2 separate regions of the Homo sapiens genome follow, and region 2 is linked to region 1. Evidence: chromatin loops called from intact Hi-C (ENCODE). Cell type or tissue: heart left ventricle. All regions are shown on one strand. Links, peaks and the distances in the headings refer to the core of each region. The heading gives the core; the rest is flanking DNA. Region 1 overlaps TMEM72-AS1 (TMEM72 antisense RNA 1). Region 2 overlaps TMEM72-AS1 (TMEM72 antisense RNA 1).

Region 1 (11,464 bases), core at 1,550-9,549:
GCTGGCTCCTGCCTATTGAAAGCAGTTGTCTGGAGTCTTGCACTGAGAAGGATTGTGCAGCTGAGCTTGGGCTAAATGAGAAATTGCTGAGATTGGATTCTAATGCTGTTTGTATTTATCAGAGTTCTCCAGAAAAACAGAGCCATACGGTATATGTATACATACATATATATATATATATATATATATATATATATATATATATATATATATGAGAAGAGATTAGGAATTGGCTCACACAATCATGGGGGCTGGCAATTTTCAAAGTAAGCTGGCAGGCTGGAAAAGCTGGCAGGAGTTGATGTTGCAGTCTTGAGTTCCAGGACAGTCTGGAGGCAGAATTCCTTCCTCCCCATGGGACCTCGGTCATTTCTCTTAATGCCTTCAGCTGATTAGATGAGGCCTACCCAAATGATGAAGGGTAATCTGCTTCTCTCAAAGTCTACTGATTTAAATGTTTAAAAAATACCTTCACAGCAACTTCTAGACTAGTGTTTGACCAATCAACTGGGCAGCATATCCTAGCCACATTGACACATAAAATTTACCATCACACTATCAAGATCAGGAAGACAATATTCCGTAACAGTGGGTCTCAGACTTCAGCATGAATAGGAAGCCCCTGACGGGCTTGTTAAAGCATGGATTGCTGGGTCCCAGCCCCAGAGCTTCTGATCCAGTAGAGCAGGGCTGTCCCTGTGAGAGTTTCCTGAGATGCCGATGGTGCTGGCCCAAGGCCACACTTTGAAAACGCCCCTGAATGGCGTCATTGCTACATTGCTGAAGTGATTACGCTGAAGCATCATGAACAATCATCATACAATATGTTTCTAATCTACAGTTTCTATATAATAAAAACAATTTGAAAATTTTCTGAATGTCTAAGTTTTCAACAAGAAAAACTTTACTTTTAACCCAGGAAAATATCCACCCAGTCCTTAGCTTCTCATAAGATTATAATAAAAAATTGTCTCAGAATATTATAATAAAAAGTTGTAATCACATACCTTCAATCAATATTCCAAAGTAACAGAGACATGTCACTCACAGAATTAGGAGTTGGGCCACTTGGGTTGGACAAGGTCAGGTCACAATTCTCAATTTGTACAGCTGATCAGAGCCAGATCTCCTGATTCCTGGTGCGTCTCTCCCTCAGGCCTCGGTTTCCACGTCCATAAAATGGGATAGTTTGCTTGTGCTCCCTCCAGACCTGATAATTCTTCTACCCAGGGTTCACATATCTTGACTCAGTTTGAAGCAGAACATTCAGACAGGTAGTACTGTCAGAGAGGAAATGGTCTGCCCTGTAAGGCAGGACTGTGGGTGCGAGAATCTGCGCTGGAGGGCACCAGGTGGAAATTTCATAGGGAAGATTCAGATTGCAGATTGGACACTTCATTCCTCTCACACTGTGAACTTCTACAGGTCCCTGAATTACAGACCCCATTCCTGGGACAAAGCTTAAAAGAAAGAAACAAACTTTAAAGAAATATAGGAAGGTGCCTTTGTTACTATAATGATTATGGATATCTGTTGTAAAAATAATACTTATTGAGCCCATACATCTCACTTGCAGAAATCCAAAGCTATGTTATTAAAGCTGTTTCAGGGTTTCAGAAGATAAATAAATTGAAGGTCTCTAAACCTTCAGCAAAACTGTTCCAACTTGGATTAATCTGGAACTGAATGTCACATTGAATCCTGCCAAGGCTTGGCAGGGCCCCAGGTAGGAATGATTTACATTCCATCCAGAAAAGCGGCTTTGGGTCCTGGAGGAACCAGTGGTTTCAATGCAGCCCTGACCAGGATAGCTGGATGGGAGTGTTCCCCTGGGTGGGCTCAGGTGGCACAAGGGAGATGAGGGTCACCCAGTTAGAGTGCCAAAGCACTGCTCATCTCTCAGTCACTATGACTGGTAGAAATGCCACCAGTTTGTGCAATGAAACAAGTCTACATTTATTCCCTGTGAAGCTGTGATTCCTGGTGTAGCACGCACAATCCAAAGGTCAGAGTTGAGACTCAGTTCTTGCTCTGGGAGTTTGTGGACATGACCTTCAACTCGAAGCCAGAAGAACTGAGTTTAAGACCAGACTGTGCCCCCTTAAGAGCTCTGTGATCTGGGCAAGTCAAATCGCCCCTCTGACTCTTCAGTTCCTCATCAGTAAGTGAGGCTAAATTCCCATGCCTGGTGGACTCCACAGGGGACCCCTCACCAAGAGTTATTAAGGTGCAGCTTCCCCCACTGTTAATACCTACAGTTCATGCAAATCAAAGAAGACTTTAGACCCAACTTGAGTGGCTTTTATAGAGTATGTCACAAAGGCAACAATATGGCATAAAGTACTCAGCACCTTTCCCCACCTGTCAGTGGAAGCCTGGTCCTGAATTGTTTGTGGTGTTGAAGGATGCCAAGGAGGCTCACCCTGTGCTAAGGTGTCACTTCAGGGCACCAGGAGAGCTATAAGAAGAGGTAGATGGGAAGTGGTCATGAAAGAGGGCCTGCCAGAGCTTTTAGGGGAGGCCAGAAGAGGGACTGTGGCCCATGAAAGGGTGAGGAGAAGGCCATGCTGACAAGGACAGTGGCGCACATGTGTGAGGATTTTTGGAAATCTTCTGCTGTGTGTCGCACCCCTGATATGCCAGCCCTCCAAAGACTTAATTAAAGTCTTATGTTATCTTTTTTTTTTCTTTTTTTTTTTGAGACAGAGTCTCACTCTGTCACCCAGGCTGGAATGCAGTGGTGCGATCTCGGCTCACTGCAAGTTCCGCCTCCCAAGTTCACGCCATTCTCCTGCCTCAGCCTCCTGAGTAGCTGGGACTACAGGTTCCTGCCACCATGCCCGGCTAATTTTTTTTTTTTTTTTTTTGTATTTTTAGTAGAGACAGAGTTTCATCATGTTAGCCAGGATGGTCTCGATCTCCTGACCTCGTTATCCTCCTGCCTCTGCCTCCCAAAGTGCTGGGATTACAGGCGTGAGCCACTGCGCTCGGCCAATCTTATGTTATCTTAAAACACTTTTGGAGTAGAAATTACATTTCTCTTCATGCATCACAGTGCTAAGACTAGAGCTTAAGGCTGAGGCTGACAGGCCTAGATAACTTTGGGTTGCATATACTTAAATTAAGAGTCAGCACATTTTAGGATGAAGCTTCAGGTAATGATCATGAAAACAATTCCTAGCATCTCTACAGACTCCATCATTTTCGAAATGCTTTCTCACATTAATGCAATTCCATTCTATGTGTTAAGCAAAGCATAGGCTTTGCTCCCCTACAGAGCTTGGCATTTAATGCAGAGGCTACTTTTCCTAAGCAGAATAACCAAAAGAATTCCATGTCCAACTACAGCAGGATAAGGAAAGCTGTGAGGTATTTTATTAATTAGAAAATGCTGGATCCTCCTGTCTAGCTGAGGTAAGGATGAACTTTGACCTCAGAGCCTGCATATGGTAGTGTTTATGCAGAGATGTAGTCCCATATAGACAAATAAATATGGTTGTCTTTATACATATATGTGTATACACACACACACACACACACACACACACACACACATCTCACTTAGCTAGACACAGCCCCATCTTGAGGGCAGAGAGTGGTCTTGTCTTTCCAGTTCACCTCTTCCTTCCAGTATCCAGAGGTGACCAGTAAGTGTTGGTGGTGGAGAGAATGGTGCTAAGGAGAATGGGCTCATCTGTGTTACTAGACTGTTAGCGGGAAACAGAAGCCATCTGATGACAGGTCACCTATCTTTGTGACTGGGTGAATGAGTTGGGGTGGGGGCAGCTTTCGAGCTTTCATACAGCTCTAAAGACAAGGCTGGTCCACCTCTAGTCTGAGCTCCATACCAGGCTCTTGCCAGCACCTTCCTCCCCACTCGCCAGTGAATGAGGTTCTTCTCATTACTCTCCCTTCTCATACGCATGTATTTCTGACGCGTCTATACAACAGCTCTGGGCCTTGATCCACCCATATCAGCCCAGTTCGTCTACAGGTCACCCTTGTGTTTCTCACTGTGCCTGGCAAGGGCACCACAGCAGGGCTCATGGGTGTAAAGGCAACATGGTTACCAGGGGAGGGGTGCGTGAGTGTACAGGAAGGAGGACATGGAAGGCACAGGTGGTGGGCCAAGGCCTGACCTGACAGGGGAACCAGTGCAAAAGGCGGCCTTGTCCTCCTGGCCAGGACAGTGCCTAGAAGATGCCCACTGTGTGGCCAGTTCTGGTCACTCCCCTTACAGTAAGGGTACCATGAAACAAGAGGAAGAGAATCAACGGGCAGAACTAACCCCACACATTGGGCAGACCATGCATGAATTGTGGTAAGTATAAAAACACAATGGCCTCCCAGGTCTACCAAGCCAAGTCACTGCTACAGTATGGGCCAGCAGAGCAACAACCTACTGGGTCTGGGCACCCACCTCGTCTTTCCAGGCCTGCTGAGGGGGCTGGTTCCTTTCACTCCCCCTGTATCCCCCACCCTGCTCCAGCAGCACAGTGTCCAAAAGCTCGGTACCTATCAGCTCAGTCCACAACAGTGCACAGTCCGCTTCTCAGTGGAAAGACTTCTGCCCTAATCGCCCCCTCCAGCAGGGCTGGCAGGTATACGACCATCGGGGTGCTGCCCCTGTCTCCGGTCTCCAGGCTCCAGCACCCTGCACCTAGCAGGGACTGCAGGATAAATGCTCCTCACCAGCTTCTTTGTATCCAGTCCAGATTCCTTTCTCCTTCAAGGGCAGGTGGGAAGTTTGCATTTCCCAGCCTCCTTCCAAAAGTAAGGAAAAGCTAGCAATTCTCATTAATCAAGACAGCAATAAATCCAAGCAGACAGGACTTCACTCCTCTCTCACTGTGAGGTTCTACAAGTCCCTGAATTACAGCCCAAATTCCTGGGATGGAGCTTAAAAGGAAAAAACAAACTTTAAAGAAATATAGAAAGATGGCTTTGTTACTATAATTATTATGGATATCTGTTGTAAAGATAATACACACTGTGCTCATATATCTTACTTGAAGAAATCCAAAACTATGTTCACCTAAGCCACATTGAGAGCTGAATTATCATTTGTAAGAGACCAAATTCTTTTATCAAAGTAACAGGATAACTTTCAAATGTGTATTTATTTGTGGGGCTGGGCCAACAGCCAGAAAATATCTAAATGAGAACTCAGATTCATCTAAACTTGACATTTTCAGTTGATCTAATGGTTAATTTGTATTCAGTCCACTGACTCTTCAATGGCTTCTAATTAGGAGACAAGCAGAGAATTCCGAGTCCTGTGGTTTGCGATCTGGGTGCCTTATCTCTTAGATGGTTCTAGGCTATCCACATGGAATATTGGAAAGTGGGACAAATGGAGTCAGGCCTGGAAAGGAGATGAAAGGAAAGACAGTGGCATTGAGTGACTATAGTTAATGACAATGTATTGTATATTTCTTTTTTTTTTTTTTTTCTTGAGATGGAGTCTCGCTCTTTTTCCCAGGCTGGAGTGCAGTGGTGCAATCTCTGCTCACTGCAACCTCCACCTCCCAGGCTGAAGCAATTCTCCTGCCTCAGCCTCCCCAGTAGCTGGGACCACAGGTGTGCACCACCATGCCCGGCTCATTTTTATATATTTTTTTAGTAGAGATGAGGCTTCACCATGTTAGCCAGGCTGGTCTCGAACTCCTGACCTCAGGCAATCCGCCCGCCTCAGCCTCCCAAAGTGCTGGGATTATAGGCATGAACCACCACGCCAGGCCTGTATATTTCAAAATAGCTGAGAGAGGACTTTTAATGTTCCTAACATAGAGAAATGATAAATGCTCCAGGTGATGGACACCCCAATACTCTGGCCTGAACATTACATGTTACACGCATGTAACAAAATTTCACGTGTACCTCATAGATATGTACAAATATGTATCCATTTTCTTAATTTAATTTTTTTTTTTAAAGAAGGGTGTCAGAAAGCCAAAATTAGATGCTGCACAGCAAGGTTTGAGTTAAGGGCAGTGCTGGAAAACAGAACAAACCCTTGTGATCATGCCTCTCAGCCAGGTCAGGGACCCATTCCTGCAGTCAACAGCTGGGAAGGCGTGGAACCTGGGAGGGGGCAGCCTGGGGAGGGGAAAAGGCCGCTTGGAGGTGGAGGGGAGGCCTCCTCGCTCACCACCCAATGGCAGAGATGAGGCGTTGGAGGAGCAGAGAGGAAAAGTCCCTGTGCCGCAGCAGCTCTCTGCCAGTGCGCATGCGCACATGTCCGTGAAGCACCGCGCTGGGGTTGGATCCGCCTGCCTCAGCCTGGCTGAGCTGCAGGAAGATCGGTATTCAGGCAGACAGCATACGCAGTTTGGAAGAAAGCAAAGTGCTTTGCAAGTGAAGGGGAGCGGAACATGCCACCTTAAAATCTGTCACTTTGGCATAAGGATTAAGTGGAGCTGCCGGCAATTGAGAAGAAGCAGATACAAGAGAAACTCTCCGCCCTCACCTATTTACCAAAAAGCTGGACATAAATTTGTCAAGGTGTGCCCCCAACCCTCTCTACCGGGAAGGATGGAGTTAATCACCAGACACAACCCGAGCCCCTCCTCAGCCTGGAGAGGGCACCAGAGGAATCTGCACAGCACGTCCTGGTCCCACTGAAGCCCTTCCCTTCCCTCAGCTCCCCGTAGGGTGGCCTTCCCGCCCTGCGCCTCCCCAGAAACTCAAGCCCTTCTCCTCTGTCTTGTCACTTCTCTAAACAAGCATTCTCTTGTGAGGTGCTATGAAAGCTCGAGCTCTGGCCGCCCCTTGGAGTTACTCACTGCGGACGTTCCCATGGGTGTGCGTGATGCACGTGGTAATAAACTCGTGTCTGTTTTTCTCTCGTTAATCTGCCTTTGTCAGTCTCTTTCAGAGCCCCAGCCAGAGAACCTAGAGGGGTAGAGGAAAGAAGATTTTCTCCTCCCTACAGAATCAGACAGGCCTGCACTCGAATCCCAGGCATGCCGGGTGCTCGCTGGGTGCTGCTGGTGGAGCCCCTTCTTCCCTGTGTCCGACTGTCCTCATTGGCAAGGCGAAGGCAGCAACACCGCCTGGAAACGAGCCGGCTCTCCACAGTCTCAGCTGTTTGCATCCTCCCTCGTCCCTGTCACTCCCTATGTCTGAGGGTGTCCCGGGGACGCTGCTGCCCTGTGGGCACCTGGGACAGTTCTGCCTCATTCCCCCCACTCCTCATGTCCAGGGTTGCTCTAGGGGGCGTCCTTAGAGAATCTTTTCCCGTCCACACCCGAGCCCTCAAATTCCCCAGGCGAAGCTTCCTCAGCTCAAGGGATTTCCCCAGGACTACCTCCCACCCAGAACCCCTTCCCACCCTCCACTTTAGACTTTCTCATGCCTGCTGGGTTTCCTGGGGTCTAGCCACGACCTCAAATCTAAAGTCTCCCCTTTTCTCCATTTTACTCCCTTCTTTCTTTCCTCCCTCCCTCTCTCTTTTCCTTCTTTCCTTTTTTATTTACCTTACTTCCCCTCCAACCCGGCCTTCCCTCTCCCAGTTGAACACTCACTCATGAGCAGGACCTTCCTAGCTCTGATTGTGTCTTACTAGCAAAGACCCTGTCCATTGCCTGGTTCTCCTCTCAAATCCTTTGCCCTGGATCCTGGGAGGTCATACCCTGGGGCAGGCTCCACCTCCTTACCTCCGGACACTGTCACAGTTGGCAACTCTAGTGGACACCTGGTGTGACACAGCGAAGTGGGGGAGATGGGTTCGTCTTTTCCAGGGAGCCCCTCACGCCTGCCAGCTCCAGGCCTGGCTCGCCAGCCCTCTGCAAATCCACCGGCAAACTCACACACTCCGGTGCACTCCCATCGCTCACGTTACCAGAATAGGTTCCTAAGACTGGGAGTGAGAGAGGGCAAGGCACCCAGGGCCACGTGGAGCGGGGATGCCACAGCGGGGGACCCGTCCGAGATAGTTTCAATGGTCATGGTAAGAAACGATCAGTGCCTGAGGCGTGGCAAGAGTGAAGAGAAGGGAGGGATGAGAGCTGGGAGGAAGGAGAGGCCACTGGAAGGCAGGTGTGTGGATAAGCTCAGCAGCAGGCTCTGATCAGGGTGTTGGGTTAGAGGTGGGGGTCTAATAAAGGGAAGAGCTGTTGATGGGGGAGATGGTGGGGTCCCTTTTGGGCAGGGAAGGACAGACATGCCTGTGGGACACCTGGGTGAGGACATCAGGAGGTAGGGGATGGTGTCGTTCTGGAAATCACTCCAAATGTACCCCAAGAACAGAAGATTTCCCAAGGGTGCTAAGGAAACCTTCCTGCTTGGTCTCCTGGTAGAGAGCAGGTGTCTAATGGGGAAATCGGGGATGAGGCTAGACGAGGAGTCAGGGTGAGGTGGGCGGAAAGCCCAGAGCCGTGATCTAAAGACCTGGCTCCAGCTAGGCCCCCCACCTCCCTTGTGTCCTCAAAAGCAAGCCACAGATGCTCAAGCCTCAGTCTGCCTGTCTGCAGAAGGTGGGAAGAGCTCCTCCCTCACACCTCTATCTGGGGGAATGAGGAACCGGGAGGCCTGACAGACCATGGGTTCTGAAGGCAAGGCAGGCCTTAGGATAGAAGGGACAGCTTCAGACCAGGGTGGAGGCTCCCGGATGAAGAGGAGGAAGCTGAAGTTTCAAGACATGGGGCATTGTCATATCATTTTATTCAGCGTAGCTGCCTTAAGCAGCCAGACCAGTCCATCCCGGAACATGGGACAGGCTTCTTTCTCTTCTTAATCACATGTGACAGCTTCACTGGACACTTGCTGTAGCCTCTGAGTCCTTGTGGACCTGCTCCTTTCCTCTTAAGCAATTCAGACTTAAATCCCAGCTGAGGAAAGTCTCATGAGAGGCAGGTGTGCTCTGGGCCCTGGGACCCGGAAGGTCATAGGATGCGGCAAGGACTCACTGATGGGTTGGGGATGTTTCCTTCCAAGGCTGGCAGGCTGAGACATGCCCTGTCTGGGTGACCATGCAGCTCCCAGGCCCAAGTGTGACCAGGGGAGTCTGCAGAAAGCACAGAACATGCAAAACAGAGCATCACCTGCTCCTTCAGCCACTGGAAAACAGTGCCATCAGCGAGACCAAGATGAGCTGCCCATGCTCCAGGTGCACAGAAGGCCAGATTGAACGCCATCAGCCCAGAATAGTAGTGTTTGGTGTTCACACCTTTTCAGAGCTCCAGCGAAGACCAGAGGAAGTGGAAGTGCGTGATTCAGGGCCACCCTTCACATCCCCCACAAGGGCAAAGGGGAAGTGGTCTTTGGTGATAAGGGACCAACAAAAACCAGAGCTGCCGACACACACTGGAAATCTGGCACCAGAAAAGACCCCCGAATCCAGTCATCGTCTGGACAGTGAGAGTATGCCCAGCCACCTGGATCCAATGGTGGACAGCACTTGCAGTCAGAGCCCCCAGTTCACACTGCACATGCCCCCTCGCTTCACCTCCAACCTTAGAGAGAGAGCTCACTTCACGGACCCAGGCTCCATGCCCTTGTCCCTCAGGGCTGTGGCTGACATCAAGCACTGACAGGTGTTGGCCCGTGGTCAGTGCTCAGTAACTTGCAGTTTTTTCTTTTCCTAAGGCATCACTGCTCTCTTCCTGTCCTCTCTTTCTAGAGGCAAGGCTTCTCCACAACCTTCACCCAGCACAGCAACAAAGGCCCAAGGGAGCAGGTTCCCCCTCCCCTGCCTGTGGCCAGCCAACAACTTTACCTCTCCAGGCTCAGCTTTCCACCTGCCCATGAGTGGTGAAACAGACAATGTGTGCAGCTGCTTCTTTCAAAAATCTTCGGACTGCCTGTCCCACACTGCACAGCTCTCTAGCAATAGATGCTCACGTTCCCGTGTGGTCTCAATGCCCAGGAATTCCCTGGCTGCTTTCCTGGGCAGGTGACCCTGAGCAGCTCAGTATTCTGGCTGAGACACCTCGTGACAAATTTGGCTTCAGACTCTAACCTGCAGCAGACTCCAAGCTCAACAACTCAGTATGAGAGAGGAAGTCCTAGACATTCTGGGAAAACATCATTTCTGGAAAAATTCAGACTAGCAAGTGGTCTAAATAACGATAATGGATATGCTTATTATGTACAAATAATGAGAGACCAGAATTGTGATAGGGTCCCTCTCTTCCTGTTACCAGTATTTTCAAATGCACAAAACATCATAAAATGCATAAAACGCCTCTAAGCAACACTCCACTGCCATTTAGTCTCCCTCACTGATGCCATTTACATATCCATTAAAGGGTTCTTACACGACTTCTCCACGCCACTTTCCTCTGCTCACACGGGTGGTTTATGCTTTCTGCCTGCCCTCCTGGGCTCTGTGACATAGTCAGGAATGCAGTCTTTGTAAGAGTCTGTGCTGAGAAGATTGGTAAATTGCGTCTGGCAAATCCACGGAGATGCCTGCTCACACCCTGATTCTGTTGTTTTCACTGGAGCATCACACATGCCCCAGGCCTCCGAGGAGGTCTTTCTCACCACTCTTCTGTCCCAACACAAGCAGGTCCTGTCATTCAAAGGGCAGCTCAGAAAACAACGGGCACAGAAAAAAATGGACAGTGGAAGGGTGCTAAGAATGAGCCCATGTGGTTTTCATAACGCCATTACATCTTTCCAATACCAATTCTCTGACACCAACTGCATGTCAAACAATTCAATTCCATTCTGACACTGAACACCTAGAGTTACTCAGCCCCCACAGGGTGAGGCTCCATCCCACAAGACTGCCCCCATTCAGACCCAACTGCAAATGCAATCCCCAGGACACCCACACTTCTGCCTGGCCAACTACAAATTTGGGGGTGCCCATGACTCCCCCTTAGGTTTAACAATGCACTTGAATGACTCACAGGACTCAGGAGGACACTCTTCATAATTACAGTCATATTCTAAAGACACAAATGAATGGAAGGGGGCACCGGGCAGGCTGGATGGGGAGTCAGTGCACGGAGCTCTCACACCCTCTCTGGGTGCACCTACGTGTCCCCCAGCCCTGAAGCTCCATTAGCCTCCTGCTTCCGATATTTTACTGAAGTTTTGTTATGTAGGCATCATGATTAAATCATCAGCCATTGGTGACTGCACTCCATCTCCAGATCCTCCTCCTTCCCGGAAGGTCAGCAGACAGGCTGCAAGTTCCCACCCTCTAATCCTGTGGCCAGTCCCTCTGGCAACCAGCTCCATCCTGAGGCTGTCTCGGGGCCTGCCAGGCATTGCCTCCTTGGAATAAACTTGGGTATAGTCAAAGGGGCTCATTATGAAAAACAAAAGAAAACATTCCTGTCACTCAGGAAATTCCAAGAGTTTTAGGAGCTCTCTGCCAGATCTAGGTTCAAAGACCAAATATATATTTCTCATTTTGCCACGCAGGCAGAGCTGGGTTCACCTGGCTGACTCTCAAGGCATTGGCTCTCAGTGAGCATCAGGGTCCTGCAGGGGCGCCCCCACATCAGAG
Region 2 (11,464 bases), core at 2,375-10,374, 72 kb after region 1:
AATATAAAAACCTTACTCCTGTATAGCTCCATTCTGTCCCCAATTTTCTATAGTACTACTAATATATATTAGATCCATAAATATTACAAACCCAGTAACACATTGTTGTCATTATTACTTTTTACAATCAAGTCTTATAAAGAAGCTGAAAGAAGAAAGGAGTATATATTTTTCACTTCTTATATTAACCTTTTTATTTGCCATTTCTAGTTCTCTTCATATCCTTCTTTGAGTTCAAGTTACCATCTGGTTTCATTTCATTTCTGCAATGTAGTTTTGCTTCCACCTGTCTCCTTTGTGCTGCTATTGTCATTGCCTGAAGAGCTTTCTTTAGTATTTCTTATTAGGTGGATATGTCTGATAGCAACAAACTCTTTCAGGTTTTGTTTGCCTGGGAATATCTTTATTTCACCTTTGTTTCTGAAAGAGTTTTGCTAGATATACTATTCTTGGTCAACAGTTTCTGTTTTTGTTTTTACTTTCAGCACTCTGATTGTCTTCACACTGCCTTCTGGTCTCCATTGTTTTTGATGAAAAGTCAGCTGTTATTCTCACTGGGGTCCCCTTATGTGTGCTGAGTCATTTTTCTCTTACTGCTTTCAAGATTTTCTCTTTGTCTTTGTCTTTCAACATTTTTACGAAAATGTGTCTGAATGTAGGTCTCTGCATTTATTCTTGAAATTAATTGAGTTTCTTTGATGTTCATATTAATGTTTTTCATCTGACTTGGGAATTTTTCAACCATTATTTCTTAGAATATTTATTCTTCTCCTTTTTTCTCTCCTCTCCTTCTAATACTTCCATTATGGATATGTTGGTGTGCTTAATAGTGTCCCACATTAGTTTGATGCTGTGTTCCTTTTTCTTCATTCTTTTTACTGTCATTGAGGTTGCATAATCTCTGTCAACTTATCTTCAAGTTTGCTAATTCTTTCATCTGCTATCTCAAATCTACTGTTGAGAAGTTTTAATTTCATTATTGTAATTTTCAAATCTAGAATTTCCATTTGGTCTGTTTTAAAAATAATTTATATCTCTTTTATTTCATAAGATATAATCATACTTTTATTTCATTCTTTAAATGTAGTTTCCTTTAGTTCTTTGAACATATTTATAACAGCTGCTTTGATGTCTTTATCAGCTAAGTTCAACATCTGGGCCCCCTCAAAAGTTGTGTCTATTGCTTGCAATTTTCCCTGTGGATCACACTCTCTCATTTAAACATTTTAGAACATAATTGGTATCAGTTCTGGATACTGATTCTCCCTCCTTTTTCACCTGGTCTCTTGTTATTGTTTGTTTATTCATTTGTTTGTTTATTGACTGGTATGGGCTAATTCTATGAAGTCAGTCACTTTTTCCCCAATGTTTGGCTTCTGATGTCCCTGCTCCCTGTCCTTATCTTTTAGACTGGTTACCTCAGAATTTCTTCTGGGTCAGCATAAGCCATTTACTGGTCAAAAGTTGTGGTTAAGACCCCTTAACCAGTAAGACACTTACCTCTTAAGTAAGTATCTAACTAGGGGCATAAGGCTTGGAGGCCTCTACCAAAATTCAAAGAGGTTACATTTATTCCTACATTCATCTAGGGACCAGTAGCTTGGATGTTTCTTCTCTGATCACTTCTAAGAGGGCACAATCTTGAGCCTACAAAACTGTGATCTAGACTGCCTGAGATGTATGTGATTTTATTTTTTTGGCCTAGCTTTCTAGGAGTTGCCCCAGTCTAGGGTTTGGTCAGAGCATGTGCTTAAGCCCCTCGTGCCAGTGAGGCATCTATACTTTTTTTGTGTGTGGATTTGTGTGTAAATTGGGGAGTGTTTTCAAGTTGCCCCACATTCTGCTCTGATTGCTCCTGAGTGGGTACAGCCTAGTATTTGCCCAGGCTTCCCAATTCCCAGAATTGACTGTGATGCCAAGAGGGCTCTTGGGATCTTGGCTGTCTCTTTTCCCAGTTATTTGTTAAATTTCTGGGTGTCCTGCCCTTTTGTTTTTTGCTACCAGTTTCACGGAGTTACGAGCACTTTTAATTGCTCTCCCCAAGCTATTCATTGTTTTCAATAACAGTATGTTGCACAGAATTATCCACATCCTGTCCTGAACAAAATCCTTCCTCTCAGGCAGAGCTATAAGCTCTTCATTCTTACTGTCTGCTTTCTCCCCGGGTAGAATGTCTGCAGCACTGCACAGGAGCTGGGAGTGGGAACTACCTGCTTCCCTGAAGAGGCACCTCTGCTCTACAAGTAGGTACTAGGGGAACCTCTGCTCTACAAGTAGGTTCTAGGGGAAGTGGCCCCTGGTATTCTCAGCTTGCCCCTTTCAGTGTGAAACCTCTGCCCTAGGAGTGAGTTAGGGTGAGTAATCAAGGCTCCAGTATTCTCAGTCTGTTGCTCCTGTAATAGAGCTTCTGCTAAATGACTCGGTGCTCAGAAGAGAAAGTAAACCTAAGTTATCTTGGCCGTGCCTCCCTAGAATAGAGCTTCTGCAACACAGGGCCAAGTGGGATGAGACACACCAGCATCTTGCCCCTCCTGGAGTGAAATTATAGCCTAGACTGAGGGCTACAGGGAGAGGAAGCCCCTGTGTTCTTGACCACACCTGCCCAGAGTAAAGACCCTAGAGCAGAGTTTCCATAAGGCAGAGCTGAGAGAGGGTAGGGGAGTGGGTCATGGTTCAAATGCCATGGACCCTCCCTCACTGTTTTTACCAAAATTTAGTAGATTTTATTAAATGAATGTTTCTCCATTTGCTGTGTGCCCTTAGGACAATTTCCAGAGATTTAAATGAATTAATATTTGTCATTTTCTCCAGTAAAATAGTTGTTTTGCTATAAAACGGGGCATCTGAGCTACTGAGTCCTAAAGTACTGCTCCTAATTTTTACTTTTTTACCATGACCATGAGGAAATAGAGTGCACTGATGAGAACTTTGACCATCAAGTACACAAGACCTAGGCTTGAGCCCTATATCTGCCCTTCACCAGCTGTGTGACCAGCTAGTGGAACTCCTCTGAGCCTGTTTCTCCATTTGTAAAGAAGCAATAATGGATTCTGGATATTAGCCCTTTGTCAGATGAATAGATTGCAAAAATTTTCTCCCATTCTGTAGAATTGAACAATGAGAACACTTGGACACAGGAAGGGGAACATCACATACCAGGGCCTATTGTGGGGTGGGGGGAGGGGGGAGGGAAAGCATTAGGAGATATACCTAATGTAAATGATGAGGTAATGGGTGCAGCGTACCAACATGGCACATGTATACATATGTAACAAACCTGCACGTTGTGCACATGTACCCTAGAACTTAAAGTATAATAATACAAGAAGAAAAAAAAAACAGAAAAAAAGCAATAATAATGTACTGACATCCACAAATGGCTAAGAATTAAATATTATGATATAAGTGAAGTATTGGCAGGATCTTCCTGGCCCCGGAATGCTTCTTTCCTGGGACATTGGTGCCTACAGCTGCTCTGGGGCCATTTGCTCCCTTCTTGCAGGAATGCAGCTCTCTCTGCAGGCTGGAAGTCACGCTCATCAAGCCCTGTCTGCTGCTGTCAGCTCAGCCTAGAGCCCATACCTTGCTGATGGCATGTTTGCCTGAGAAACAAACTTCATTCCCTTTTCCTGGAATTCTACCCCATCTCACTCCTCACCAATCTCTCAAAGAGAACTTATCCTTTGGTATGTCCAAATGGGAAAATCTCTTGCTCCATTCCCTGTGTGCCCAAGATTTCAAGCTTTCTCTGCAAGCTGGTCAGCCATCCAGCTGTCATCTGTCCCTCAAAGCCCCGGGCTCAGCTGCTAGCCTGCTGATGAACAGTCAGCTGTTTGACTACCTGGAAAGGGGAGCAAAAGGGTAGTGTTCTTGGGAGATAAAGAGGAACTGTCTCTGTTGGCCAAAATGGGGATTTCCCATGGGACTTGCTTGACTGGCTGAATGGCTTGTTACGGTCCACAGAAGAAGGAAGAACCGAGTCATGATCTTTGCACAGAAGAGAAGAGGTATTTCGAGAAGCCAAGTTGCAGTTAAGTGGAATGTTATGCCCTGAGTTTCCCATTATGACAAGGGTGAGACAGCTGCATAGAAAGAATAGCAGCATCCAGGAAGTCAGGAGTCCAGGAGTATGGTCCCACTTGACTCTGCTGGGATTTGGAGTCTTGGGTCATTCCCCACATGAAACCCAAGGGATAAGGCCATCCCAAAAGGTCCTGCCAGCTCCAAGCCTCAGGGATGCCCAGCTGTGCACATTACCAGGGGGCATTTGCCCAAACTTAAGAGCAAGCCCAAGGAAAATCCAGCACTGAGTCTAAACATATGCTGTGCAATTCTTTTTACAGTATGAGCTTCTGGAAAGCTTGCATAGTCTCAGGACAGGGATCTGGAGGAAATGGGGAGCATCAGAACCACAGAAGGTTGTACTGGGAATAACTGGGGCAGGAGCAAAAGCCCATCCAAGCAGATGTTTACCACCTCATTGATATGGAAGACTCTGTGAGTTTCAAATCAAATTTCCCTTTAAAGAGCAGATAAAGAGTAAAGCAAATGGGCCATGCCTTTGATTATTCATTTGTCCCTAAATAGGTGCTTCTACCTGAGGCTGCACACGCTCCGCCAGGGGTGAGGATGCCACCAGCCCACTATAGCTTCAGTTTCCAGCTTCCAGGAAACTGGATGAGGTATTTGCAGGCCCCAAGTCTTGAGTTCCTCTTTCCACATTGAAACATGTTCCTTTCTTTTAAACCAACAGCACCAGCATAAACTTAGAGAATAGGTTGCTAAGGGCAAAAGTCGGTTTAACTCAGCAAACATTTACTAAGCACCTACTGTGTGGACCAGGCATCACACAAGGTGCTGGGCTGAAGGAGTGAGTCTGGCATGCTGTGTGCTCTCTAGACAAGCCAAATGTGTGACTGACATGAGGCAGACATGGCACTACAGTAAAATCACAAACAGTATGCTATGAGAGAGGAAGTCAGGCAGAGGGAAGTCTGGGAAGGTAGATTTGAGTTGAGCTTCGGAAGCAGAGCTGGAATCTTATCATGCACATCATTGTCTATCTTGGGACAAAGGAAGCATGGCCAAGTCCATCAGAGTCTGAAGCAGGTGGATTTATTTTCCATATGTAACAAGGCGTTTGTGCAGTAAAAAGAATATAAGGCAAGCAGGCGTATCAACAACAATGATGATAATCACTGAGAGCACTGAGACCTCAGTGGATTCAGTGCTTTGCCTGCTCCATCTCCTCTAATCCCCAGAGCCTGTGAGGCCAGGTCCCTTACAGCCCCATTCTATAGATGGGAAACCACAGTGCGTGGTAATTTGCACACAGCTAAAAACAGGTAGAGCCTGTATTCATTCCAGGCTCAGAGCAGAGATTCTTAATGCCATCAGGAAACTAAAGTCTGAGGCTGGCCACAGACCTCACCTGCCTGATGGCCTGGGCCTCTCTCCTCTCATCATCTGAACAAGGGGGGTTTTGACCAGGTAACCCCTAAGGTTCTGTTTCACTCAGTTTGGGCTGCCATAACAAATACCATACACTGGGTGGCTCAAACAACAAACATTTATTCCTCGAAGTTCTGGAGGGGAGGCTAGAAGTCCAAGATCAGGGTGCCAGCATGGTCAGGTTCTAGGGAGGGCTGGCTTCCTGGGTCACAGAGAGCTGCCTGTTTGCTATAGTCTCACGTGGAGGAAAGAAGTCATCTCTCTTATGTCTCTGCTTACAGAAGCACTAATCCTATGCAAGAGGGTTCCATGCAAATGATCCAATCACCCTGCAAAGGCCCTACCTCCTAACGCCATCACACTGGGGATTAGAGCTTCTACATATAAATTTAGGGGAATACAATTCAGTCCATAGCAGGTTCCCTCCAGCTAAGTCACCTGGGATGCTAAGTGTTCGGGGTGGGGTGTGGCAGTGCAGATGAAGAGGAGGAAAAAGTGGCTCATCAATGTGGGGGATAAAGGAAGCATGAGAAAGGGGAGCACTAGCTCAGGTGGAGAAGGCAAATGGAGCCACTCCCCACTTTGGTTGTGACTGCTGCTGACTGCTGGAGGCCTAGTGCCCTTTGAGTTTTCTCTGAGTGACTGATAATTCCTGAGCGGAGCTGGGCCCCAGCAGAGCCTGGGAGCTGTGCCAAGCTCTCCCTCCAGGCCCCAGCCGTGCCACCTCCAAGACCAGAACAAGAACCCTAGCCTCAGCAGGGTCTCCCCAACACCATGCAGATAAAAAGTGGCCAAGAAAATGTCACCTTAAAACTCAGGAACACAGCATGGACATCCAGGCTTCTCCTCAGTTTCCTTCTAAGGGCCCAGGGCTCCTGTTATTCCTGCTTGCTGTGCTCTAATGCCTGGGACTTACAGAGAAGGCTGGCAAACAGAGTCCAGCCAGCACCCAGCCTCCAAAAGCCTCTTGTGCCCTGAGCCCAGAGCTCACTGCCACCTCCCCGAGCCTCCAGCAGCCCATGGGGGCTTTTCTGGTCTCAGGCCCAGCTGCTGCTCTCCCCTTCACCAGAGCATTTTCAGTTCCCACTTCTCTGGCCTGAGTGGCCCCCTGTGCTCCTGGCCACACTCCTTCTCTCTCTCCCCATCTCTAGGTCCTCTCCCAGCTGCCCCAAGCCTCACTCCTCATGCATGGTGCTCTCCCGAGGAGCTGCTCTCCCAGACTTCCATCTCTCCAGCCTGTTCCCTCTCTCCCTCTTGAGACCCAGCTCACACATTGCAGGCCGTGATCTCGCCCCTGGAATAGACCCCCTCAGCTGCTGGGACTCTGCAGGGTTGTGGCAGGCATTGCACGGCTTCTCCCAGGGGATACTATTGACCCCGTTTTCTGATGGAGCTTGAATTGTCCTGGCTCATGTACCTTCCTCCCCTTGGCCAGCCATGTCCTGCATTGGGTTAGTCACAGTGGTCCACCCTTCCCAAGGTGCCTGCACCCTAGTCGTGGCCAATGGGAAGAAAGGGAAGGTGACTGGGAAGCTTCTGGGAAAGGTTTCCTTCCCTCAGTACTAAAAGGATCCCCAGGTGAGGCGCCATGGCTCACACCTGTAAATCCAGCACTTTGGGAGGCCAAGACGGGAGGATTGCCTGAGCCCAGGAGTTTGAGACCAGCCTGGACAACAAAGTGAGACCCCGTTTCTACAAAAAATTAGTCAGGTGTGGTGGCATGTACCTGTGATCCTAACTACTTAGGAGGCTGAGGTGGGAGGATCACCTGATCCTGGGAGGTCAAGGCTGCAGTGAGTTGTGATCGTGCCACTCACTCCAGCCTGGGAAACAGAGTGAGACCCTGTCTCAAAAAATAAAAAAATAAACGGAGCCTCATTGGAACACTCTTCCTCTTCTTCCCCTGAATGTCGGCATGTCTGAGGGAAAGCACAGAAATCATTTGCAAATATCAAGGAGAATTAAACCAATATGCTGAAGATGGCAATGAGCAAAGAACGAACGAACTTGGGTCCTTCAAGATTACTTTGAGACACTGAATAAACCAAGTCTGGAGCTACCCATTGCTGGGGATTTTTATTACGTGAGGTCATAAAATCCCCATTGTTTGGGTTTTTTACTCCTCACAACTAAAAGCATCCCAGCCCAGAGTGTCACTTATCCACGCCCTTCACCATGTTTGGCGGGGAGAAAATATCCCTGCCAAAGGGAGATACCATATAAACTCTTCTTCACCTATGGCCCAAATCAGGCCCTCTGCTTATTTTTGTAAATAGTGTTTTATTGGAACACAGCCACACTCATTCACTTACATATTGCCTATGGTTGCTTTTGCTTGAGCAGTTGCAAGAGAGATAGTGCAGCCTGCAAATAGGAAAATATTCATTATCTGGCCCTTTACAGAAAATGTTTGCCAATCCCTAAGGTCGACTCATTAGACCAATGGAGCAGCAAAAATTTCTCAAAAATTGCCACAGGTTGCACAGGTAGATGAAATCCCAGGAAAAAGAGGCACCGTTACATGCTAAGGAACCTTGGAATGCCCTGGCATCAGGCCACACTCTGCTACAGAGTCTGTCCTGATAAAACATGAGTACGAGCTGTGGGTCAAACTCTCCATGCTTACTGGTTGTGATGGTTAATTCTAGGTGTCCACTTGGTTAGCCTATTGTGTGTCTGATCGAACATCAGTCTCGATGTTGCTGTGAAGGTATTTTTTCAGATGACACATACATATAAATCAGCAGACTTTGAGTAATGAAGACTTCCCTTTGTAATGTGGGTGGGCTTCATCCAATCAACTAAAGGCTTTAAGAGCAAAGATTGAAGTGCCCTGAAAAAGAAGCGATTGTGCCTCAAGACTGCAACATGGAAACCCTGATTCAGTTTCCACCTTGCTGGCCTGCAGATTTCAGACTCAACACTGTAACATCAACTTACCTGAATTTCTAGCCTGCTGGGGTCAGCCCGGCAGATTTTGAACTTGGCAGCCCACAATTACATGAGCCAAATATTCCTTATAATCTATCTATCTAGCTGTATAGTGAACTACCTAGCTAGCTACACCCATGTCTTTCTTGACCTCAATGGGAGATATATGTAAATATATATACTGTTTCTCTGGAATAACCCTGATTAATACACTAATCATTCTAATTCTGTCTCAGTTGTAAGGTCGACAGCTTATTCATTATTTTGAGAGCATTCATTTTCAAGGTAAAAAGACAGAGATGATCCCCAAATGAGACAAAACTTAAGACAATTTGCAATTACATGGCTCTATCCTTTCTTAAACACTAGTCCTTAGTTCACAGTTAGGAGGACTGGGAAGGCAGCTTGGGCATGGGCAGCCCCCATCAAACGGGAGGCTGAACAGAGGTGGCTTTGATGGCAGGCTGGGAGGTGAGGTCAACTCAACTGAAGCATCTTTAAACACAGGGTTAACAGGTCAAGTCTAGCTAGCTGTGGGGCAGTTTGGCCCTTCCCCCTTGGGGAATGTTTTACATTCCTTGGAAGCTGCATACTTAAAAGAGATAGACAGGACAGAGCTTCCCTCCAGGACATGGGAGTAGCCACATTGTCTGGCTGGTGGGTTTTCCCAGAATACCCTGAGGATGGTGTGTTTTAAAATGTGCAGTCCAGGAGCTGGACAGATCGCCCTTGTTTGTGCATATGTGCTGTGCCCTCTCAAGGTTCCTTTCCTTTTCCATCTGGGAGGTCTCCACTTCCTTTGGCTGTTTCACATCCTGGCTTGAGGGAAGGTCCTGATCACTTACTAGTTCACAGCTTTGCATCTCAGTTATATCTCACCATTCATAAGAATTCTGGAGCCCAAGCTGCAACACCAGGCTCTTTGTGGAGGAAAATCCATTTTTAAGACATTCTCCTTTGAGAAGCGCCGTCCTTCTGTAAACCCTCCTACACTGAACTGTTTTGTGCCTACTTTCCTTTTACAGTGCTGCTGTTTGTTAAATGATCAAAATATTGACCAACATAAAGCTGCTTTCTGATGTTAAAATTAGAGTTATATTGAAAATGCAGTTTGTTCAGGAGTCTTGCATCACCGTAATTATTTTTGTCTTATTTTTAAGATGTTATCAACTCACAGCAGTTACAACGCCCATTAATAATAATCAGCTTACCAGGAGCCCCACACTCTCTGTGCCCCACAGGAGAACAGCCCAAGGCAAAGGTAGAAGGGTGGTGAAGTGTGGATGGGTGGGGAGGTGACACAGTCCTGGGGAGGCAGGGGCAGCCTAGGAAAGTGGAGAGATGTCCTTTTCCAGCCTTTGTTCTGTTGGATAAATCTATATCTATATCTAGATAGATAGATGGATGGATAGATAGATAGATAGATAGATAGATAGATAGATAAATAATTTCCAGTAGCAGGAAGATAGGGAGGTGAGGACAAAGGGAAAAAGCTATCAACAAACCAGGCCTAGTTATGTTCTCTGCATGTGGGCTTTCAGACCATCCTTGTCCTCACAGATGTGTTTGGAGTAGACATGTGTTAGATAGCTTACCCTTTTCTCAGAGACCAAGTAGAGACCAAGTGCTTGAGCCAAGTACTTATTTTTTCCTCAAAAGCAAGTTTCAGCAGCAATTTTTAACTATACCATCTTTTAAAGCAAGCTCCCCCCATCCTAGGAAACTCTGTGCTCAGGCACTTATTAGTTCTGCAGGGTGGCATGCAAAGGCTTTTCTAAAGCATAATCATAATGGAAAAATAATACATAAAATCTGTGCACTTGTGTGTGTGTGTTTAACAAGAAGGCACTTATGCAGCATACATCATTAAACTTTATGTGCATTTGGAGAATAAATTATCATTTCTAGCCTGCCTCTGGTATGGGTTGAAGAGTAAAATACATTAACCTAAAGTTATTATTTATATGCTAACAAATGGAGTTAATGAAAACTATTTCACATAGAAAGGAAAGATAAGTGGTATGCAGATTTTTTGAGAATTCACCTGAAAATTGATGGTAAATACAAAGTCTTCTGTACGTTAAGATCATGCAATGGGATAACCTCATTGCTCGAGGATTTCACCAAAGCAAACAGAGCAAGAAACGTTCTGTACGTGGTCTCTTCCTGCCAAGCACGCACAATCATCAACTGTTTTCTAAAGAATACACATTTGGAATCACACAGACTTTTTGAAAAATTGCTTGAAAAGGTCATTTGTGGCAGGGCATCAGGGCTCACGCCTGAATTCCCAGCACTTTGGGAGGCCGAGGCAGGAGGATCATTTGAGTCCAGGAGTTAGAGACCAGCTGGGCAACATAGAGAGACCCTGTCTCTACAAAAAATTTAGAAATTAGCTAGGTGTGGTGACCCATGGCTATAGTTCCAGCTACTCAAGAGGCTGAGGTGGGAGGATCGCTGGAGCATAGGAGGTCGAGGTTGCAATGAGCTGTGATTGTCACTGCACTCCAGCCTAGGGGACAGAGCACGCAAGACTTGCCAAAAAAGAAGAAGAGAGAGAGAGACAGAGAGAAAGAAAGAAAGAAAGAGAGACAGAGAGAGAGAGAAAGAAAGAAAGAAAGAGAGAGAGAGAGAGAAAGGAAGGAAGGAAGGAAGGAAGGGGATGGAAGGAAGGCAAGCAAGCAGGGAGGGAGGGAGGGAAAGAGGAAGGAAGGAAGGAGAGAGAGAGAGAAAGAAAGGAAGGAAGGAAAGAAGGGGGAGGAAGGGAGAGAGAGAGGAGAAAGAAAGAAAAAGAAAGAAAGAGAAAAAGAAAGAAAAAGAAAGAAAGAAAGAAAGAAAGAGAAAGAAAAAGAAGAAAGAGAAATAAAAGTCATTTGTTTTTAATTTAATGTTGGATACAATGAAGGGGGAAAAAATCACATGAAGCCATCCATAAAAGGCCTTAAGGAATCAATCAGATCTATCAGAAATTAATTCAAAATCCCACTTACTGTCTTAAGAGAATGGCTTGAAAATGGTTCTCATTATTAATATCATTTACATCAAGATATATAAACCTATTTTTCAGGACTCAAAAATCTAA

Evidence for each region. Peaks named below come from ENCODE experiments on the same cell type or tissue, not always from the same donor. Only the 100,000 strongest peaks of a DNase experiment are listed, where the experiment ranks them.
Region 2: a loop joins it to region 1, with 2.3 times the contacts of the local background. A loop is called at or near these places in 7 of 110 quality-filtered maps.

The regions. Positions count from the first base shown.
Region 1 is chr10:44,872,628-44,884,091 of GRCh38, forward strand. The region is part of intron 2 of TMEM72-AS1 (TMEM72 antisense RNA 1); the gene reads right to left. Among named protein-coding and RNA genes, the nearest start is that of TMEM72, 33 kb to the right of the region's middle. RefSeq lists an enhancer at 6,427-7,353. In heart left ventricle, for the core only: a CTCF peak has its summit at 6,540 (motif pointing right); DNase peaks (open chromatin) are centred at 6,234 and 6,681; H3K4me3 peaks cover 1,179 bases; H3K27ac peaks cover 943 bases.
Region 2 is chr10:44,944,020-44,955,483 of GRCh38, forward strand. All of the region lies in intron 1 of TMEM72-AS1 (TMEM72 antisense RNA 1), which reads right to left. Among named protein-coding and RNA genes, the nearest start is that of TMEM72-AS1, 9.9 kb to the right of the region's middle. RefSeq lists an enhancer at 3,813-4,052. In heart left ventricle, for the core only: a CTCF peak has its summit at 5,541; no DNase peak of the experiment used is centred there; H3K27ac peaks cover 1,646 bases.